Regions from separate parts of the Mus musculus genome. Here all the other regions are linked to region 3. The links are chromatin loops, found by intact Hi-C in ENCODE. Cell type or tissue: heart. All regions are shown on one strand. Region 1 holds the start of Rps27l (ribosomal protein S27-like). Region 2 holds the start of Aph1b (aph1 homolog B, gamma secretase subunit). Region 3 overlaps Tpm1 (tropomyosin 1, alpha). Region 4 holds the start of Lactb (lactamase, beta).

Region 1 (2,500 bases), 98 kb after region 3:
TTAAATTCTGTTTCCATTTCCACATGTTAAGTACTAAACAGACACATATGGTATAGCAAACACATCAGACAGCAGTTTGAGAATGAAGAATCAACATATATTTTATTTGCATTGCAAAAAAGAAAATTCATCATCTTAATGATCATCTTAAGTTAAAGACTTAAGTCAACGTATCCTTTACCTGGCTCCCATATGTTTCTACAAAGGTTTGAGTATGTTTCTTTAAAATGACCCTTATGACAATTCTGTAATGTCATTTCTAGTCAACAGTGGATCCTGACTTATTAAAGTGTGAATCTTTCCTGAAACGTCCTTTAGGACAGGGAAATTTGAAATTTTATACCTGGACATTTCACATCCATGAAGTAAGAATTTGGGCTCTGAACCAGCCGTTTCTTCTTATGTTTTTTCTTCTCCTCCTCCAAGGAAGGGTGTAACAGATCTCTAGCCAGCTGTGGAAGGAAACATATTGTTACTACTGGAGTCACAGTACACGGGTGGCAGCCCGAATCACACGAGGAACGCAAAGCAGGAGCAACAGGCACACTCCGCAGAGGGGGTACTTAAGACCCTAACTTTTCAAGATAGGACCACTTTCACCCACACGTTGCCAGTCCTTTCCTGGCACTTTACAGCGCTCGGGCAGCATATGGGAGAGAGAACCCCTTTGTCGTTTGGCTGGGTAGCCATCAAAGCTAAGTAAAAACCAGCGTCTGGCTCGGGCCTCCCCGAAGCCGCAGCGCAGCAGATCAGAACAAGGCCGGGATGACCTCAGCCCCGGGGCTCCACATCCAATGGCCAGCACAGGGCTGCGGCATGCTCGCCCGGGGTGGAGTGAACGTGTCGGAAGCTGCGAGGCCCGTTAGTGACCCTGAAGCCCATGGTGAGCTGGGAGCTGCACCCCACGGGCTGGCCACTCACGCGAGCCCGGACAGGGCCCGCCACGCCATGCCGCGCCGTGTCGCCCGGACAAGTCTCAACAAGCCCGCCATGCCTCGGCCCGCAGGAGCAAGAGACGCCGCGGGCTTAGCCGCCTGCCGAGGCGCCAGACTAACAGAAAGCCTGAAGGAAAGCAAGCCCGAGCCCAAAGTCAAAAACTTACGGGCATGGTGACGGCTCCGCAAGCGCGGCCGCTCCAGGTCGCCGAGACGAACTGCTCGCTTTCGAGCGCCCCTCAGCAACTTCCGGGATAGAGGCGGCGGGGAGGAGTGGAGAGGAGTGGAGGCGGGGGCGACCGCTCTAGGCTCCCGTCTCAGTGGTACGGCTCCCGCCCTGACCGCCGGGCCAAGTCCAATGAGGGACATTTAAATGGCTTCTGCGTTAAACTCCGACTCCGCCCTGCACCCAGGCCGGGCTTCGGAGGCCCGGGCATTAGGCATTAGAGGGAAACCAGACCCGAGGCTGCAACTAGCCTGGTCTCCCCTGTTCATTGTGCGGGGCAGCGGACAGGGGGACACACGGAACAATAATCTTTGTTCTTCGCTGTATTACAAACACCATAGGCGAGCCTGGGAGGGGGCTGGCTCAGCGCTTAAGAGTGTGTGTTGGTTAAGACTGTGTACTGCTCCCGCAGACGATCTGGGTTTGGTTTTCAGAACCGAGCTGGGCGGTTCGAAACTGCCTCAAACTCAACTCCAGGGAGATCTGCAGGTCTTTTCTGATCTCTATGGCACTGCACTCCCTATGCGCGCGCGCGCACACACACACTCATAATTAAATTTAAAAATCTGATTTTGGGGTTGGAGGTGTAGCTCAGCTAATAGCATGCTTGCCTTGCCTTCATGAAGCCTTAGGTTAAATCCCTAACACCACTAAATAAATAATTTTTAACTAGAAAGATCCCACTGACGGGTTGTGAAACAAACTTCTAGTCTTGTGTCTGTGCCTTCTAAGGAGTGAGACTTGAAGTTCTGCACCGGATAGGCTTCACCTCCGGTTTGCTTTGCTCTGAAATAGTTTTTTAAACAAATCCCATTTGCTGCTGTGTTTGATATGCCTCTGTCTCAGAAAACGTGGTAGGTGGCACCTAAGAAAGAAACCTGATATTGACCCCCTGGCTTAAACACACACACATACACCATTTATAAGCTTGACCCTAAGACTGTCCTACCAATTTGGGGAAAAAAAAAAGATGTATAATACTCAATTTGCATAAAGCAGAAGAAAATTAAAACACCGCATTCCCTCATGGAGGAGTGCTCACCCAGTAAGTAAGAAACCCCGAGTTTGATTTCCAGCACTGGATACATCTAGGGGTATGGGGCACACTTATTATAATCCAGCACTTGGGGTTTAGGCAGGAGGGTTGGAAATTCAAGATCATCTTCAGCCATATGGGGCCATCTCTGGAACACCAAAAATGAATAAACTGTAAGTCAATACTAAATATGGTGATATAGATAACTATGTAAATTATTATGTGTGTACGGGGAAAATAATGGTCCTAGAAGTTCCAATGTCTCAATGTCCATGGTCTGTGGTTACTTGACGAGTACAGTTA
Region 2 (2,500 bases), 250 kb after region 3:
ACCACACTCTAATGGATGTCCCTACAGCCAGACGTACATGAGCAATACAAATTAGACTCAGACTCAGTGTGTAATTTAAGAGAAAAAAAAGAACACATGAAGTTGGGAGCAGGTAGGGGATGGAGGTGAATCTGGAAAGAGGATAAATATGACCAAAATACATTGTATATATGTTCAAATTATTGAAAATATTATATTAATAAAAGTAACTTCAGCATACTTGGTGTTAATAAGTAGATAGGAACAAGGCATAGGAGAATAGAAAAATGTTGTTGTCCTAGCAATGCTGCATGTGGACTCTGCCCGTCTATGTACTAGGTTCATCCAGTTCAACCTAAGCTTCATTTAAAAGCAAACCCACTCATAAATGACACAAGATCAAACACACTATCCCTAACACCTAGGACCGTAAACATTTCACCAAGGTCTCTTAAAGAACAATAATTAGTTTTCCACTCATCGGGCTAAAAGAACCTTATTAGAGTGAACCTAATTAAAGAGTGAAGTCAAGTCAGTTTATTTCTAACAACTGACCCACTTCTAACTTCTGGAGATGAGGGAAGACAAGAACTAGGAAGATGAAGATTCTGCTGGTTGCTCTGGAATTTTCTCTGGTTTGTGATGACCAGAAACCTCTTCATCTGGCATAACCCTTCATAGCCCTACTGATATGTGACCGGGAAAGGCTGCTCTCTGGGTGGGAAGAATTCTATGTGTTTTTTACATGGATTCTGGCATTTCTCTATGCATCAGGTTTTGTAATATATATGTCAAGTATTACAGCTTTCACCTCTATATTCTTTCTCCATCAGCATGTAATCCAGGTATAAAAGCTAAGCCTAGGAACAGTGGGGCTCAAGGTGATGAACAAAACTCCATCAGTAACTGAGCAGGGACAAACCCTAGGCCTAATGTCTGGAGCGGCTGACTCTGACTACACTTATAACACCTCGGAGCCCCGCCCACTACATTACCAGGTCTCCAGAACTTCGGCTCGCTTTGGCTGGAGTAGGGCGGCACTCTGAGCTTGCTCTGGCTGGAGTAGGGCGGCGCTCTGAGCTCGCTCTGCAGGCGCTGACAGGTCTGGGAGCGACTCAAAGCCCCGCCTCCCAGGCTCCGACCTGGCTCCGGTTTGACTGGGCGTGGGACTCCTCCAGGCTCTCCGCCTTCCGACCTCCGTTCCCTGTTCTGACAGGATCTGTGCTCCGAAGCCACGCCCCTCCTCTGCCCTCGGAGCACCTCGAGTCCCCTGCCGAGCTCCGCCCAGCAACCCGCTTTTACAGGCCAAGGAGCAGCTCAGGCCCCAACTCCCGAACCCTGCCTTGTCCCGTGTGACTAGAGGACCTCGAGGTCCTGCATGCCAACCCTCGCTCTGCCGTCCACTCTGATAGGCTATGGAACTCTTCCAGGCCTGGCCTCCCGAAGCTCCCTCCTGTTGCCTCTTTGACTAGGGCACCGAAGGCTCCGCCTCTCGAGCCCCGTCCCGCCCTCGGCATCTCCAGACCCCGCCTCACGGGCTCCGCCTCGTCCACTGCTCTGACGGAGCACCGGAGCCTCGCCACCCAGCCCCGCCCCGTATCCAGGACCCGCTGTCCATTGGGCACTGCAGGGCCCTCGGGCCCCCGCGACTGGCTCCCGAGGTCGTCATGACGGCTGCGGTGTTCTTTGGTTGCGCCTTCATCGCCTTCGGGCCCGCGCTCGCTCTTTATGTCTTCACCATCGCCACCGACCCTTTGCGAGTCATCTTCCTCATCGCCGGGTGAGGCTGCGCTGTGTCCCGGACGCCGCGGGTTCCCTCCCTCTCCTGGGTTCCCACGACCCCGGGATCCCCATCTCCCAGGGGCTCCAGCTTGTGGTGCGGTCCAGGGCTGGAACTGTTCCTGGGAGGGTCTGAGAAGAGCAGGCCCGTAGGCTAAGCAGGCGCCCCTTGGCTTCTGTTGGCTGAGTGTGGGAACAAGCAGATAGATTCCTGCATGAAGCCTTTGTCTTTCTGTAGGAATCTCTCATTTCCCTCAGTGCTGAGCAGCATCGAAGAGTCGTTATCACTACTCTCTGCCATTAAAGTCACCTGGAGATCAGATGTTTATTCCCTGCCCCCCACCCTCACATCAATCCTCGGACTCAGAATGTCTGTGCAGACTATTCAGGCTCAGATTTTCTTTGTAGACTCCTGGGTAATGGTTTGGGTGCAGTCAAGGAGGAAAGTTCGAGAAAACACAGTAACAACTGACCAGGCGGCATGTCCTCCTGGGAGCTTGGTAAATACCGGAACTCTGCTGGTGAACGTGGTCTTGGTCTCGCTGCACCTGCCCGAAGTTTGCAGCTTCTGAACTTTCCATTATATTAATGCAGGCGTTAGGTATTCATTTTCTTTTAGAAAAAGACACTTGACAATATCTAACCATTAAACTTATATTTTCTGGTGAATTTTGAGGATATGAAATTTGCAACTGTCACTGGTTGTATATTTCTATAGCACACAAAGCATCTCTTAGGAAAA
Region 3 (2,500 bases):
TGGTTTGGTTTTGGTTTTTTTTTTTTTTCTTTTCTTTTTCTACCTTCGTTTTCATTCTCCACTCCCACACATTTAAACAAGGCTAGGATTGATTCTTTGACAAAGGTGCAGGATAAAAATCCCGGAGACTTGACAAGCTTTTAAAAACATTTGCAAGTAGGGATGGCAGAGATGGGTTCTTAACAGAGTGTGTCCATGTGGCTTTCCATCTGGTAACCAGAGGCTCTGTCACAGGTTCCTGTGGTCGTACAGACCGGTTCCTCAGATTCCAGATATCAGGCTGAATTGCCTGAGGTTGCACAGTTCGTTATGGGGTCCAGACAAACTCTTATGGTAGTGCATGTGTGCTTAATTATATAGTTTGAGTCCTTAAATATGTAAGGCATTGTTAAATGTTTTATATCATCTGATAATTGTCAACAGCCCTGTGAAGAGCCCTGTACTATTATACTCGTTTTTTTAAGAGATAAAGCCCTGAGAAGTCATTTGTCCAAAGGCACACAGCCAGCAGAGACTTAAGAGCCAGATTCAAACCTTAAAAAAGCTGTATTTAGAACAGGAGATCTAACCACTACGCTTTGCCAGCTAGTAATTTACACTTGGTGAAATAGTTTGGATTCTGGAGTTCTTTTAGTCAGAATCTTGTGTTCTGTTGTTCTTTACACGGATCTTTAGGATATTCATATTTCAGGCTCCAAGTTACCTGTTCAGACTCTGGTAAATCGGGATTACAGAGTGCTCCGAGCATCCAGGAGTTGTCAATGCCTTTAGCATTAGGAATGATGCTGTTCTTTACAGCGTTTAGGGTACGTTCAAAGTCTAGGTTTCTACCCTTACTCAGCTTCAGGAGAATCGGGATTTCGGAGCGCTCCAAATGGCCAGCAGGAGTCGCAATAGGCTTTAGCATCCAGATCTTCTACTTGGCCCAGGCTCAGCGGAGTGGATGCAAACGCCCTCCTGCGGTGGCCTCGCTCTAGGCAAAGCAGCCTAGAGCCAGCCATCCCCGCGCGCACGCGCAGTGGTTCCATGGGCAGCTAGTTCCCGGGGTCCACCGGGCCCCGCCCGCCTGCCCGCCGCGCCTGTCCCCTGCGCTCGCGCACCCGCCCGCGGCTCTCTCTGTGCGGCCCAGGAGCCGTGACTTCCGGCCTGCTTCTTAGCCGCAGGGGGCGCCGGCGTTACAAAGCCGGCCTGGGCGGGACGAACCGGACCTGGGCTCGGTAGCGGCAGCAGCAGTAGCAGCTGCAGAGCGCGGAGGCAGAGCACAGCCTCAGCCACCGCCTCGCCATGGCGGGTAGCAGCTCGCTGGAGGCGGTGCGGAGAAAGATCCGGAGCCTGCAGGAGCAGGCGGATGCCGCGGAGGAGCGTGCGGGCAGCCTGCAGCGCGAGCTGGACCAGGAGCGGAAGCTGCGGGAAACCGTAAGGGACCCACCCATCACCCCGAGGCCCCCACGCCGCACCTGGCGCACCTAGGCCAGCTGGCACCCGACTACTCAGCCCTGCCGGGATAGCTCCTTGATATAGAGTAAAACCTCCGGGGGGGAGCAAGAGAGCCGATGAGGAGGTTTTGGGGCGACCATGAAATGGGTCCCCGGGATGCGCACTTTGCGCTGCTGCCATTTATTAACTCACACTGGGGTTGGAAGGAGGAGCCCTCCTTTTAAAGACCAGTCCCTGGGGAGAAGCACTGGGACTTCGGGGCCTTGGGATACTGGACTTTTGTCTCTGTTGATCCTGTGTTTCCTAGAAGCTGTTTCTCTATGGAGGTTAAAGACCTTGACAGGACCAGGTTCTGAGGGAAGAGCTAACTCTCATAGCCCTTATAGTCTTAGGTTTTTTTAGCCCTCCCATCTCCCAAGTAGATATCCCTCGCTCTACAATAGATATCCCTTTCTAACGAGTTTTGACAAAAGTTGGCCAGATGTCGACTGCTACTGAGTATACCTTTTGCTGGCTAACACCCCCCCCCCCCCCCCGTTGAACATAGCACCTAGCTCCTTTCTTCAAAAGGCAAATGTATCGAGCAAACAGAAACAGAGTTTCAAAGGAATATTAGATATTTGTTAGTCTTGAGTGTATGTGTTAAAATCAAGGTATTCAAACACCTTGGAAACTTTATGACAAAAAATAATAATATGGTGTCCAGCTGTGCTTAATATGCACAGGACTACGCTGAATTGAGTCATTCCTTCTGGCTAAGTGTTTGGAATGGTTGTATGGTGTCTTACAGAAACTCCCTAACATGTTTTGTATAAAATATAGAGAACCAAGAAAGTCTTCCTAAGAGGAAGACCCAACTAGAGGAAGTTTAAGATAAAAAATGCAGATAAAGATATTTTTAAAACCAATGGGCAAAAAATAACTTTTAATATTCGCTTGAGAGGACTAGTCAGCAAAAGACCCACTATAAAGGCCTCAAGGTGGCTGGTGATAGATTAATTCTGATCCGTGCCTGGCTAACTGCTATGAACCAGTGAACTAAGAACAGGATGCAGAGACTGGG
Region 4 (2,500 bases), 69 kb after region 3:
ATGCCCACTGGGCATTTTCACCCGGATACTGGGGATTTGAATTCCAGTCCTTGTGTTTGCATGGCAAGTGTTTTAACCACTGTGCATCTCAGTCAAACAAAGGGGCGAGTGTTGTTAACATAGGCATAAGGTGGCAAGAGGGTGTTGCTGTGACAGGAGACTTGTCTAAGGATATCATGTGTGTTGTGAGAGAGAAGAAGCATGGAAAAGGAGAGAGATGAGGAGGAGAAAAGGAAAAGAGAGGCTTGAGGGACAGGTAGAAACTAAAGTGGGAAGGAGAAAGAGGAGAGAATCAGAAATAAAGAGAGGGAAAGAGAAAAGAGGATAGAGGGAGGAATGTGGGATGCGAGAGAAAAAGAAAACAAGAGAGGGAGGTTAGAGCTAAAGGGAGAGAAGAGAGAGGAAAAGGAGAAGATAAAAGAAGGAAGAAAGATATGAAAAAGAGGGAGGGAAAAGAAAGCAAGAAAAGGAGGGGTGGAACCAAAGAGGATTAGTAGCCAGAAGGCTAGAAAGGAGACGAGGACCAGGCGCTCGATGCGCTCGTCGCTCACCCACCCGGCCTTGACTGAGAGGTACTGTAAAGCCCCGCCTCAGCCCCGCCCCCTCGTCCCGCCCGCCGCGGGCCAAGCCGGAGCAAGCTAGGAGGCAGCCGGCTCTGCGGAGGCAACATGTACCGGCTCCTGTCAAGCGTGACAGCTCGGGCTGCGGCCACCGCAGGCCCAGCCTGGGACGGAGGGCGGCGCGGGGCGCACAGGCGACCGGGCCTGCCTGTGCTGGGCCTTGGTTGGGCCGGCGGCCTGGGGCTCGGGCTGGGGCTGGCTCTCGGCGCGAAGCTGGTGGTCGGGCTGCGGGGCGCCGTCCCCATTCAGTCCCCCGCGGACCCCGAGGCGTCCGGCACTACCGAGTTATCGCACGAGCAGGCCCTGAGCCCGGGGAGCCCGCACACGCCTGCGCCGCCAGCAGCCAGGGGCTTCTCCAGAGCCATCGAGAGCAGCCGCGATCTGCTACACCGGATCAAGGTGCGGGCCCAGTGGGCGTCAGGGCGGCGGCTTCCGTTTTTCTGACTGCCTGGCCGCGGGCTGACGCTCTTAGGGCTGCTCAAGTAGCAGCTGAGGTCACCGGTCGCGGAGGGGCCCGCCCCTTCCCCTTTAGAGTCCTGTGCACTCCGACGGCCAGGGCAATCGGAGCAGAACCATTGCCCTCCTGGTGGGCGGGACCGCAGAGTGGGCGGAGTCAGTCTACTTTTGAACCACCAGGGTCTTTCTTTTCTCTTAGGATGAGGTTGGTGCCCCCGGCATCGTGGTTGGAGTTTCTGTAGATGGAAAAGAAGTCTGGTCAGAAGGTGAGTTCAGCAGGTAGCCCATTTTGTTATTGGTAAAATAAAATACTGATGTTTTACAGGTTGGAGTTGCAAAAAGTGGCACATTTGTAGAGACAATGTATCCCTAGAATAATCAGGCTGTTTTATTTATCACTGGAAAGTTTAAAATGTAACTAACTGGGCTAGGAGTATAGCTCAGTGGAAGCTCACTTGCTTAGCCTCCATGTGTGAGGGCAAAATAAAGTAAATAATTAAATTGTGTGACTCAAGTACGTGGATGTGTTCAAAATGCTGTTTCTTCTCCCAGTTTACTCTTAAGAATTGGTCTGAAAATGGAATGTAGAACAATCCATTAAATTACCACTATTACATATTAGATAACCCTTATTAGTAACTAAAATGTCAGTTTCTGCATATTTTTATTCTTTCATTCTGTAATTTTTTTATTCCCCACTTCTGTAAAAGGCACTATACCAAGTATTAAGAATACATGATATCCCTGGTCCTTAATGATTTACAGTTTATTATTACATTTACTAGACAGAGTGTTACCTGTTTTGTTTTTAACGACAAGCTTGAAGTGGTTTGGGATGGAGCTCAGTTGGTGCTTGCTTTTGGGTACAAGTTCTGGGTATAATCCCTTGCACCACATAAATCAAAGTGGTATGGACCCATGATCCCATTCCTCAGGACGTAGAAGCTGGAGGATCAGAAGCTTAAGGTCACATGATGTGTGTGAGGCCAGCCTGAGCATGTAGAGACCCTGGCATCCATCCCTCTCCAAGGTTAGAAGCTTTGAGAGAGCCATTTAAAAAAAAAAGAAAAAAGATTTATTTATTTCATTTATATGAGTACACCATAACTGTCTTCAGACACACCAGAAGAGGGTGCCAGATCCCATTACAGATGGTTGTGAGCCATCATGTGGTTGCTGGGAATTGAACTCAGGGCCTCACGAAGAGCAAGTAGCCAGTGCTCTTAACTGCTGAGCCATCTCTCCAGCCAGAGAGAACCATTTCTATTCTTTTTATGGTAAGTGCATCAAAGTACCATTTCTTTGATTATGACTTCTTATATTCATAACTTCTCCATTATGAACAAATTGCTCCAGTTCATTACTTGGGTTTTATTTATTTATTTATTTGCTTGCTTGTTTGTTTGTTTTGTTTTGTTTTGTTT

The links. A loop is a pair of places that touch in the nucleus more often than their neighbours do. Peaks named below come from ENCODE experiments on the same cell type or tissue, not always from the same donor. Only the 100,000 strongest peaks of a DNase experiment are listed, where the experiment ranks them.
Region 1: it touches region 3 in a loop (2.7-fold over the local background); 2 of 42 quality-filtered maps call a loop at or near these places.
Region 2: a loop joins it to region 3, with 2.4 times the contacts of the local background. A loop is called at or near these places in 4 of 42 quality-filtered maps.
Region 4: it touches region 3 in a loop (5-fold over the local background); 4 of 42 quality-filtered maps call a loop at or near these places.

What each region holds. Positions count from the first base shown.
Region 1 is chr9:66,944,783-66,947,282 of GRCm38, reverse strand. It overlaps Rps27l (ribosomal protein S27-like), which reads right to left and starts at 1,197. Exons shown (of 4, transcript NM_026467.5): 1 at 1,103-1,197; 2 at 344-452. The coding sequence starts at 1,108. In heart, a CTCF peak has its summit at 1,277; a DNase peak (open chromatin) is centred at 1,252; H3K4me3 peaks cover 2,067 bases; H3K27ac peaks cover 1,643 bases.
Region 2 is chr9:66,794,512-66,797,011 of GRCm38, reverse strand. It overlaps Aph1b (aph1 homolog B, gamma secretase subunit), which reads left to right and starts at 1,589. Exons shown (of 6, transcript NM_177583.4): 1 at 1,589-1,759. The coding sequence starts at 1,647. In heart, a CTCF peak has its summit at 1,114; a DNase peak (open chromatin) is centred at 1,371; H3K4me3 peaks cover 2,014 bases; H3K27ac peaks cover 1,840 bases.
Region 3 is chr9:67,042,494-67,044,993 of GRCm38, reverse strand. The region is part of intron 2 of Tpm1 (tropomyosin 1, alpha); the gene reads left to right. Among named protein-coding and RNA genes, the nearest start is that of Tpm1, 5.5 kb to the left of the region's middle. RefSeq lists an enhancer at 1,473-2,500. In heart, a CTCF peak has its summit at 966; DNase peaks (open chromatin) are centred at 1,083 and 1,503; H3K4me3 peaks cover 2,500 bases; H3K27ac peaks cover 2,432 bases.
Region 4 is chr9:66,973,560-66,976,059 of GRCm38, reverse strand. It overlaps Lactb (lactamase, beta), which reads left to right and starts at 576. Exons shown (of 6, transcript NM_030717.1): 1 at 576-1,019; 2 at 1,276-1,342. The coding sequence starts at 669. In heart, a CTCF peak has its summit at 1,243; DNase peaks (open chromatin) are centred at 609 and 1,129; H3K4me3 peaks cover 1,679 bases; H3K27ac peaks cover 1,548 bases.